Regions from separate parts of the Homo sapiens genome. Here region 2 is linked to region 1. The links are chromatin contacts, found by Hi-C or POLR2A ChIA-PET in ENCODE. All regions are on one chromosome and are shown on one strand. Each heading gives the region's core, a stretch centred on a gene start or an enhancer-like site at or near the end of the contact. The rest is flanking DNA. Distances are from core to core; before and after follow the strand shown. Region 1 overlaps ANKRD29 (ankyrin repeat domain 29). Region 2 overlaps TTC39C (tetratricopeptide repeat domain 39C).

Region 1 (5,613 bases), core at 994-3,493:
TGGCAAAACCCTGTCTCTACTAAAAATACAAAAAAATTAGCTGGGCATGATGGTGCACACCTGTAGTTCCAGCTATTGGGCAGGCTGAGGCAGGAGAATTGCTTGAACCTGGGAGGTGGAGGTTGCAGTGAGCTGAGATCGTGCCACTGCACTCCAGCCTGTCAACAGAGTGAGACTCTGTCTCAAAAACAACAATAGCAACAGAAAAGTTTGTAGTTTAGGCCAGGTGTGGTGGCTTATGCCTATAATACCAGCACTTTGGTAGGCCAAGGTGGGAGGATTGCTTGAGACCAGGAGTTCAAGACCAGCCTGGGCAACACAGCAAGAACACATCTCTATAAAAAGAAAAAAATTTACATTTAAATAAATAATAAATAAGTAAATAAAGGTTGTAGTTTAGTGCATTTTCTCTCTACTCCGTCGTTCAGGGTGGATTGCAGTGGCGTGACCATGGCTCACTGCACCCTTGACCTCCTTGGCTGGGTTCAGGTAATCCTCCCACCTCAGCCTCCTCAGTAGTTGGGACTACAGGTGCACACCACCACACCTGGCTAATTTTTGTATTTTTTGTGGAGACAGGCTTCGCCATGTTGCCCAGGCTGGTCTTGAACTCCTGGGCTCAAGCAATCTACCTGCCTCAGCCTCCCAAAGTGCTGGGTTTACAGGAGTGGGCCTTTGCGCCTGGCGCATGCATTCTCTCAAGACCTTTCCTAGGCTACTCTCCTCTGCTGCAATCTATACATGTGCCAGCTTAAGCAGATGTTGAAGAGGAGGAAGTAAAATGACAATCATTTAAAAAAATTCTTATTGTGTACCCACCCACCGCGAAGTTTGGCCTAATTGTAAATGAAGAATTTAGGACTAGAAAAAAGTGGGTTTGTTTTGTAACAGTGGCATGTACTCCTGTTAACAATACAAAAGCAACCAAATATAGCACAAGCAATTTTCAAGATATGAACATCGAACTTATGGGAATGGTGATAAACTACCAGAATTTTGGCATTTTTAGGGTACATCTTAGATGACAGAACAATACTCCCATAGTAACTGCTCTCCCTTTCTTCCTCGCCTCCACCAGGAGAGTGCACCACTGTTCATTGATAACCACTGGCCGGGCGTGGTGCCTCATGTGTGTAATCCCAGCACTTTGGGAGGCCGAGGTGGGTGGATCACTTGAGGTCAGGAGTTCAAGACCAGCCTGGCTAACATGGTGAAACCCCGTCTCTACTAAAACACAAAAAAATTAGCCGGGCATGGTGGTCTGCGCCGGTAATCCCAGCTACTCAGGAGGCTGAGGCAGAAGAATTGCTTGAAGCTGGGAGGTGGAGGTTGCAGTGAGCCAAGATCACGCCACTGCACTCCAGTCTGGGTGACAGAGCGAGACTCCCTCTCAAAGAAAAAAAGAAAACCATTGATAGCGCCCTCACCCATCACACAACGCACGTCCATGGGGAACCTGGTGCTAAACCATTTGTAAATGACCGGCTTCTGGGTCAGGGTTTCGTACATAGCAGAGCACCTCCCTCGCTGCAAAAATCTATTGAAAGTCAGCCCTTGACACAAGGGTTTGTTAAAAAAGAAAAAAAAAAACCATTGATATGAGTCAGGGTTTTTATTAACAGTAGAATTTCCTGGGTCCAACTGTACTGCTCACTAATCACCTACTAACAGCAACCTTGAATGCCCTTACTATGCAAAGAATGAAGATGGTGACTGGAGCCAGGGAGATGTTTATCCTTCCTGGCCTAGGAGGACACATCAATGGGCCCAAACGAGTTAAAAGATTGCTTAGTGGGTACCTTGTTTCTCAGGGATGGGTCTGCCCCTGCTTCTAGGAGCAGCGCAACTGTTTTAATGTTTCCACTGAGCACTGCTGCATGGAGCGCTGATGTCCCATTCTAAGAGAAAATGACAGTGTGTGTCAGGAGTGAGCTCACAGCCATTGGCATTCAGCATGGCTTTCATCATAAACCATCTGGGTGATAAGACTGTAACCTCATACCCGTAACCTTCCTTATCTTGCCTTGTACTTTTCAAAGTCACATCAGCCCCTAGTATAGTGTCCTTGGATACATAACCAATGGTCAGTACAAATATTGCTAATGTTCTCTTACAAGTGAAATAAGGAATAGGGCTGAGGGGACACATGACTTCATGGTCACTCAGTCTGTTTTACATACTTTGGAACTTGCTGCAGAAGAAACAACAACGCCGTGCCCAACATTTTTGTTCTTCAAGGACAACACGTAAGGACAACACGTACAGTCTGTAGTTTTGCTGAGCCACTTCCAGCGAGGTTAGAGGAAGAGCTGTTTAGCCAACGGGCTGACCTGTCAGACCAGCTACAGACACTCTGAGCACTCAGGTGGGCAGGACTGTGATTGTGGAGCTACAGGGCTTAAGAGGAAGGGTATGTGGGGTGAGGCAATGCCCCGGAGCTTTGAGTTGGAGCATTTTTGAGCACAGAAGGGCCTCATAGGTCAGTTGTTAATGTTTTATGACATTTACTGCAAATATTTATCAAAATAAGGAACCAGCTAAATGCAGCATGTAGCTGGACCACGGAGAGGAGGGGAGGAGACTATAACAAAACTAAGAACAGTGGGCAGTCATAAGACATGGTTCTAGAGGGTACATATGTCCATAAATAGTACCTAATGCAAACTTAGTTTCCTAATTAGTTGCTCATAATAAAAACCACTCTGATTTTGTAAAAGAGTAAAATATCATACCCAGAGAAAAATTCCCACAAAGTAGCATTTTTCTATGGTTGCTTTTAAGTATGTATGATAATTCACTACTCTTGTAACAATTTACTTGTCTAAATCTTAGCCAATCTATCAACTTCACCTACATGCAACACGGGTCAGAATTTTTTTTTTTTTTTTTTTTTTTTTGGAGACAGTGTCTCGCTCTGTCTCCCAGGCTGGAGTGCAATGGCGCAATCTCAGTTCACTGCAACCTCTGCCTCCAGGGCTCAAACGATTCTCGTGCCTCAGCCTCCTGAGTAGCTGGGACTACAGGTGTGTAACAGCCACTCTGCTAATTTTTGTATTTTTTGTAGAGACAGGGTTTCGCCATGTTGCCTGGGCTGGTCGCCAACTCCTGAGCTCAGGTGTTTTGCCCACCTCAGCCTCCCAAAGGGCTGGGATTACAGGTGTGAGCCACCATGCCTGACCAGGAGTTTTTAAAAAGCCAAAAAAGAGCTATTTGAAACAAGATTAGATTTTGCAAAGTTCAAGCTTTCTAAAGCTTGTTCCTTTTATTCATAGAATTCACTTTCATAGATGGTTTATTTTTACTTTACAATTTTTTTTTTTTTTTTGATACGGAGTCTTGCTTTGTCACCCAGGCTTGAGTGCAGTGGTGTGATCTCGGCTCACTGCAAGCTCTGCCTCCCGGGTTCACGCCATTCTCCTGCCTCAGTCTTCCAAGTAGCTGGCACTACAGGCGCCCGCCACACACCCGGCTAATTTTTTGTATTTTTAGTAGAGACAGGGTTTCACCGTGTTAGCCAGGATGGTCTTGATTTCCTGACCTCGTGATCCTCCTGCCTTGGCCTTCCAAAGTGCTGGGATTACAGGCATGAGCCCCCACGCCCAGCTAATTTTTGTATTTTTGTAGAGACAGGGTTTCATCATGTTGGCCAGGCTGGTCTTGAACTCCTGACCTCAGGTGATCCACCCGCCTTTGCCTCCCAAAGTGCTGGGATTACAAGCGTGAGCCAGTGTGCCCGGCCTTTACAAACAATTTTAACAAGTGCAGCTTTTTGGCCTCTTTTTTTTCTTTTTTCTGGAGATGGAGTTTTGCTCTTGTCACCTGGGCTGGAGTGCAGTGGCGTGATCTCGGCTCATTGCAACCTCTGCCTCCCAGGTTCTCCTGCCTCAAACTCCTGAGTAGCTGGGATTACAGGTGTACACCACCACTCTTGGCTTATTTTTGTATTTTTAGTAGAGACGGGGTTTCACCACATTGGCCAAGCTGGTCTTGAACTCCTAATCTCAGGTGATTCGCCCACCTTGGCCTCCCAAAGAGCTAGGATTACAGGTGTGAGCCACCACACCAGACCAGGAGTTTTTAAAAAGCCAAAAAAGAGCTGTTTGAAACAAGACTATATTTTGCAAAGTCCAAGCTTTCTAAAGCTTATTCCTTTTGTTCATAGAATTCATTTTCATAGATGGTTTATTCTTACTTTACAAACAATTTTAACAAGTGCAGCTTTCTGGCTTCTAAAGCTCATGGCAGGCCAGACACAGTGGCTCACACCTGTAATCCCAGCGCTTTAGGAGGCTGAGGCAGGAGGATGAGAGAATCACTTGAGCCCAGGAGTTCAAAGGTCAAGACCAGCCTGGGCAACATAGCGAGACCCTGTCTCCAAAAAAAAAAAAAAAAAGCTCATGGCAGATGAAAGTAGCTCATGAGCTCATTAGGGCAGGGGAGAGAGGCCAACACATTGACAACAGCAGTTCTGTATTAACTGTCAGCAAGAATGGAATCTAAAAATATAAAGAGCAGACACAAAATATCCAAAAAGTGTCTGGGGTCATTCAAGGGCAAGTAGGTTTTATATACATTGATAGACTCTGAGAGGACAGTCCTAAAGCTAAGCCGCTGTGTCCATTTAGAACAGATTTGGTGTCCTGTATGTAATAAAACAGGAGCATTATATCTCAGGGGTCAGCAAACCACAGCCTGCAAATCAAATCCTGCAAGCTAAGAACGGCTTCTACTTTTAAAAATTTTTGCAGAGGCAGGGTTTCACTCCGTTGCCCTGGCAGAAGTGCAAAGATACAATCACAGCTCACAGTAACCTTGAACTCCTGGGCTCAAGCAATCCTCCTGCCTCAGCTGGGACTACAGCCACACACCATGGCATCCATCTAATTTTTAAACTTTTGTAGAGATAGGGTCTTACTATATTCTCCAGGCTGGTCTCTAACTCCTGGCCTCAAGCAGTCTTCCTGCCTCAGCCTCCCAAAGTGCTGGATTATAGGGATAAATCACTGCACTCAGACTGTTTTTACATTTTTAAATGATTTTAAAAAGATTAAAAGACGAAAAATATTTTGTAATATGTGAAAATATGAAATTCCACAAATAACAATGTTCATAAATAAAGTTTTATAGGAATTAAGATTTTTTTTTTGAGACAGGAGCTTCTCTGTCACCTAGGCTGCAGTGCAGTGGCTCGATCACAGCTTCATTTCCCAGGCTCAAGCCATCCTCCCACCTCAGCCTCCCAAGTAGCTGGGACTACAGGTGCATGCCATCATGACCAGTTAATTTTAAAAACATTTTTTGTGGAGATGGAGTCTAGCTATGTTGCCCAGGCTGGTTTGGAACTCTTGGATTCAAGCGATCCACCTGCCTCAGCCTCCCAAAGTGCTGGGATTACAGGTGTGAGCCACCGCACTGGGCCTTTTTGTTGTATTTTCTATGGTTACTTTTGGATTACCACAGCAGAGTTGGGGCAGTTGGGAGAGACTTGTATGGCCCACACAGCCTAAAATATTTGCTATCTGGTAACAGTAATATTCACTAACATTTCAGTAAATATTACTAGACATAAATATTTACTCTATAGTATATATAGTATATATTTATATTATATAG
Region 2 (5,613 bases), core at 2,111-4,610, 460 kb after region 1:
AGTGTCTTTTATTGCAGCAAGAATATATTACTTTTGTGATAAATTATTTTTAAAACATATTTTATGGCACTTGCCACCTTGTTTGATTATAAATTTCCTTTATTTCCTTTTGGATTTGAAGAGAGGGCCCATGTCTTTCTCACCTTTGTATTCTTGGCAACATATATACTCTAGTTTTCCTCAGATGAGATTGTTTTCCTTACTTGACAGGTGAGACAGTTGCAGTTGAATGATTTATGCAGCTTGTTGGTGATGACAGAACCAGGGCCTGAGCCATGGTTTTCTCATTTTCTAACTGAAATCCTGGTGCTGTCCACGTGCTCCCACCTTAGTTTGGTTACTTGTGCTATCACCTTCCAAGTGGCCCAGAAACCCAGGTTCCTTGGGACCTTCTCCCTCAGGTGCTCCCTGTACCCTGGGGAACTAGCCCTGGGCTAGAATAGTAGCCACACTGCCTCTTGCTTCCCTCTGGGCCACACTCTCCATTGCTGCTAGAGTATCTTTCCAGAACTGCTTAAACCCATGCTTTAAACACTTAGCTGGTGGGCCTCACCTGCAAGGGAAGGTCTGAATTCCTTTTGTGCGGGGCATGTAAGACCCTGCCTCTTTCCCAGCCACCTGCCCTTCCACTACCTCATCTAGCTGAGCTGAGATTCTCACACTCCCTGAATACCCGCTGCTGCCTCGAGCTTTTATTCACCTTGCCCTCTCAGTGTGGAACACCCCTACCCCCTTTATCTTTCTCTTATGCTTAATCAAGTGCAACCCAGGCCTTCCTCCTTTGTACAGCATTCCCTCCTCATATCAATCCTGGTTCTTTTTTTTTTTAAGAGGCAAGGTCTCACTCTGTCATCCAGGCTGGAGATCATAGCTCACTTCAGCCTTGAGGTCCCAGGTTCAAGTGATCCTCTTGCCTCAGCCTCCTGAGTAGCTGGGACTACAGGCATGTACCACCACACCTGGCTAATTTTTTAAAAATTTTTTGTAGAGATAGGGGTCTCACTATGCTGCCCAGGCAGGTCTTGAACTCCTGGGCTCAAGCAATCCTTCCGCCTTGTCCTCCCAAAGTGTGGGGATTACAGGTGTGAGCCACCATGCCCAGCCAATCTGGCCTTTGTTGTGCTATTACTTATACCCTGTACATCACCATTTACTGCAGGTATCACATAGCAATACTCATATTTATTTACATGTCTGCCTAAAGTATTAGGCTACATACCCCTTGAGGGCAGGGACTGTGCAATCTACCTGCTGTTTTACCTCTTCCCCACATATGTTGAGCATTTCCTATGTGCCCACATGCTGTGAGATGATAGGTGCTGGTAGTCTTGAGATGAATGAGATGCACTTCATGCCCTGGGAGAACTCATGGTTTGGCAGTAGGAACAAATAAGTAAGTAAATAAATTCTAATTCAGCAGGATACTTCAGCCATAGACATATAAGTTAGTTATAGAGGTTGAATAGGGAACAAGTGTTTCTGAATCTTTGGGAAGATCAAGGATCCCTTATCCCTGAGGAGGTTTATAAAGCATGAAGGTCCGTTTCCTTCTCTGTGTCCTTAGAACCTGGTAGGACGTTTTTGCCTAGAACATGGTGGGTGGATACTAAAATCCATTCATGCCTAGTGTTCCATTATTGGAACGCTAAGCATGTGGGAGTTATTTATATCCTACGGTTCAAGGTCATTGCCAAGATCTGATTGCAAAAATTCACAAATTTGCAACCTCAGGCATAATTAAAGGGAGGAAATGGAGGAAAGGTAATGCCATTCAGGAAGATATTGGGATTGGAGAAGTGAGCCTATTAGAAGTCTGTTGGTGACACATGAAAAAATGCTCATCATCACCGGCCATCAGAGAAATGCAGATCAAAATCACAATGAGATACCATCTCACATAAGTTAGAATGGTGATCGTTAAAAAGTCAGGAAACAACAGGTGCTGGAGAGGATGTGGAGAAATAGGAACACTTTTACACTGTTGGTGGGACGGTAAACTAGTTCAACCATTGTGGAAGACAGTGTGGCGACTCCTCAGGGATCTAGAACTAGAAATACCATTTGACCTAGCCATCTCATTACTGGGTATATACCCAGAGGATTATAAATCATGCTGCTATAAAGACACATGCACATGTATGTTTATTGCGGCACTATTCACAATAGCAAAGACTTGGAACCAACCCAAATATCCATCAATGATAGACTGGATAAAGAAAATGTGGCACATATACACCATGGAATACTATGCAGCCATAAAAAAGGATGAGTTCATGTCCTTTGTAGGGACATGGATGAAGCTGGAAACCATCATTCTGAGCAAACTATTGTAAGGACAGAAAACTAAACACGCATGTTCTCACTTATAGGTTAGAATTGAACAATGAGAACACTTGGACACAGGGTGGGGAACATCACACACCGGGGCCTGTCGTGGGGTGGGGGGAGTGGGGAGGGTTGGCATTAAGAGAAATACCTAATGTAAATGACAAGTTAATGGGTGCAGCACACCAACATGGCACATGTATACATACGTAACAAACCTGCACATTGTGCACATGTACGCTAGAACTTAAAGTATAATTAAAAAAAAAAAAGTCTGTTGGTGAAGGTTGAAGATAACGAGGCAGTGGGCTGACTGGTGAAAACTAAATCATCTTTTGTCCTTCAAAGTCTTGGGCCAGGAACAGTGGCTCACACCTGTGCACGGTGGCTCCTAGCACTTTGGGAGGCCGAAGTGGGTGGATTGCTTGAGTCTAGGAGTTTGAGACCAGCCTGGGCAACATGGCAAAACCCATCTCTACTAAAAATACAAAAAATCAGCCAGGCTTGGTGGCGTGTGCCTGTAGTCCCAGCTACTCAGGAGGCTGAGGTGGAAGAATCACCTGAGCTTGGGAGGTCGGGGCTGCAGTAAGGTGAGATAGTGCCACTGCACTGCAGCCTGAGCAATCCAAGTGAGACCTTGTCTCAAAAAAAAAAAAAAAAAAACAAAAAAAAAACCTCTATTATTTGAGACACAAGAAAGGCAAGCCTGAATTGCCATGGGTTAACCAGCCTCCTTCCGGGACAGTTGGACAGACAGGCTTTAATAGATGCTTGCACCAGATACAGTCCCCCTGAAAAATTACAAAATTTATCCAAGATCAATTTCATGTAACTTGATATTCCCATTTTGCAAGCAGCTCTTGCCCTTTCCCAGGGAAGACTTCTGTCCCCGTATGGGGCAGGGTTTCCTCTCGCCCCCTCCATCTCTCAGCTAGTTGTTGCCTGGTCCTCATAAGGTGGGACAGATTGTCTGTTGCCCAGGCTGGAGTGCAGTGGCACAATCTTGGGTCACTACAACCTCCACCTCCTGGTTTCATGCTATTCTCCTGCCTCAGCCTCCTGAGTAGCTGGAACTACAGGCACCTGCCACCAAGCCCGGCTAATTTTTTTGTATTTTTTAGTAGAGACAGGGTTTCACCATGTTGGCCAGGCTGGTTTTGAACTCCTGACCTCAAGTGATCTGCCTGCCTCAGCCTCCAAAAGTGCTGGGATTACAGGCATGAGCCACCGCGCCCGGCCTGCTCTGTGGTTTTTCTGCTGTCTCCACCTCCCTCCACAGACACAGCGATAACGACAGCTGAATGATTCATACTTGACCTTTCAGAGCAGCCAGATGAAAGGCTGTGCAGGGTGTATGGCTCTTAAATAGCGTGTTCTCTGCTTGTTGGGAAGACATGCACTCAGCTGCTGTGTCCTCTCATGGAGCTGCTGGAGCGGCCCCTGTAGGAGCCACAGTGCAGAGCGTCCTGTTCTCGGTGCTGCATTCTCCCCCAGCCTCTGCCTCCTCCTGCTTGGCCTGGCTGTGGCTGGAATTTTTGCTTTACAGAGTGTGGGATGGAGAGTAGGGCAAGTCCCGAGAACCTGTTTCAGTGCCAAGTTGGACGCAGAATGTAGTAAAAGCAACATGGCCTCTCTCGACATGAGCATTAAGTTTGTTTTGACATACATCAGTTTATCATCTTTGACTCAGTCAAAAACGTTGGGTTCTGTTTCCTTGGCTCAAATTAAGGACCTTACAGCTTGTTACCATAGACTTTAACATGTGCCTTCAGACATTGGCACCCATCTTAGGCACAAAATTAAAGACGGATTGAATTCATTGTATTCTTATTCTAGAAGAGTGGGGTTTTCACCGTGGAGGTTTCTGTTGTGTTTTATTGATTTAGTTCCACGTACTCAGGATTGGATGGATTCTTAACGTTTGTTTCCAGTTCTACCATCCATTTCTGTAGCTCCTCACCTGAGGTCAGAATTGTTAGCATTCATGTCTATAATCCTGGTCCCTTCGACGTCACGTTGAGAGATGCCGTTTCTCCGGGAGCAGGTGTTCACTCCTCTGTTGGGCTTGCACCCTTTTGTCCCGGTGTGTCCCCTGCTTCACTCTGCCTCCAAGCCGCTCGCCCATCTGCTCCTTCCTACTGGCATTCCTGCTGCTCTCTCCTGGGGTGTTCCCTTTCCCTTAGTGCAAGCTTCACTTCCTTTAATAAAGCTGAGGTAGCCTGGAAAATACAGGATAAAATGGAGTTAAATTTATCCCTCCAAATTTCCAGTTAAGAATGGGTAGGAGTAAAGTGTTCTTCCGAAATCCTGCAGTAACTATTTTGCACTCTCTAATTTATTTATGTGTTTACTACATGGAAAACTATTTAGTGACAGAAAAAGGAGATAAAAAAGAACAATTCACTCATCATCTCAGCGTTGTTTGTTTTCACTCTTTCTGTATGTGACCCAATAGAGCATTTAAATATGTATGTTAAGTTGCATGCTTATTTTTTCCTTTGTTTATTTTCTTTTCTAATTTTATTGTGGGCATTAGGCGGGATTGGACAATGTTTTATAGTTCTTTGGCGTTCCTCAGGTGGCAAGCACAGTGCCAGGCACATAATAGAAACAGTCAATAGCCAATCGATATTTTTAGGGTTTTACAGATTTGTTTAAAATCTGCAGCCAGTGATTATTTGTTTTCAATTAGATTCCAATTGCCTCTGTGCTCTCAAGAATATATATTCTAGTTTCTATTTTTTTCTGCTTTTCTGTTAAACCTTTGGCTTTTTGGATTGTAACTGAGCATCATCTTTCTTGTTTGTGGACATGCTGGATCAATCCAGACACTTAAAAATCCACTTTGTTAGTATAAAAGAAGCTTCAAGGTTTTCTCCAGGCTTTCTTTTCCTACAGTGCTTCCCTTTAGGAGGGGAAAAAGTCATTGAGCCTCTTAAAGGAAGGATCTCTGTCTTATTTCACTTCGATTCACCCAGAACAGTGCTTGAAATGTGGTGTTTGTACAGTAAATATTCTTGTTAAGTAGAACGAATGAAAAGAAATTGTTTCAAATGTATTACTTTTATTATTTTAAAGTTACTAAAAAAACTTTGTAGATTAATTTGTTTTACTTGTTCATTCTACCCTATAGCATTCTTTTTAGTGGAGGTAGACTATAGGACATTAATCACCCAGAAGTTGTAGGATAGTTGTTTTTAAATGTGATCCCCTGGGTGATATGTTCATCATTTGTCAGAAAATTGATGCATTTAAGTAAAATAATAGCTTGATACCATAGATTGGGGG

The links. Hi-C counts contacts between places; a loop is a spot of excess contacts on that map. ChIA-PET counts read pairs that join two places held with the same protein, here RNA polymerase II (POLR2A). Pooled maps may share reads with other maps.
Region 2: a map of ascending aorta shows a loop between it and region 1 (5-fold over the local background). The contact joins two enhancer-like sites. A Hi-C loop is called at or near these places in 1 of 168 maps with a recorded cell type or tissue (ascending aorta) and 5 of 50 pooled maps. POLR2A ChIA-PET finds 5 or more read pairs at or near these places in 1 of 52 experiments (BJ).

Annotation. Positions count from the first base shown.
Region 1 is chr18:23,610,293-23,615,905 of GRCh38, forward strand. It overlaps ANKRD29 (ankyrin repeat domain 29), which reads right to left. Exons shown (of 10, transcript NM_173505.4): 9 at 1,800-1,898. Among named protein-coding and RNA genes, the nearest start is that of NPC1, 27 kb to the left of the region's middle. Within about 2 kb of position 2,244, at least 2 of the 41 ENCODE cell types and tissues checked have a DNase peak (open chromatin) inside an H3K27ac peak, as active enhancers do.
Region 2 is chr18:24,072,716-24,078,328 of GRCh38, forward strand. All of the region lies in intron 4 of TTC39C (tetratricopeptide repeat domain 39C), which reads left to right. Among named protein-coding and RNA genes, the nearest start is that of TTC39C-AS1, 60 kb to the left of the region's middle. RefSeq lists an enhancer at 3,530-3,824. Within about 2 kb of position 3,361, at least 16 of the 41 ENCODE cell types and tissues checked have a DNase peak (open chromatin) inside an H3K27ac peak, as active enhancers do.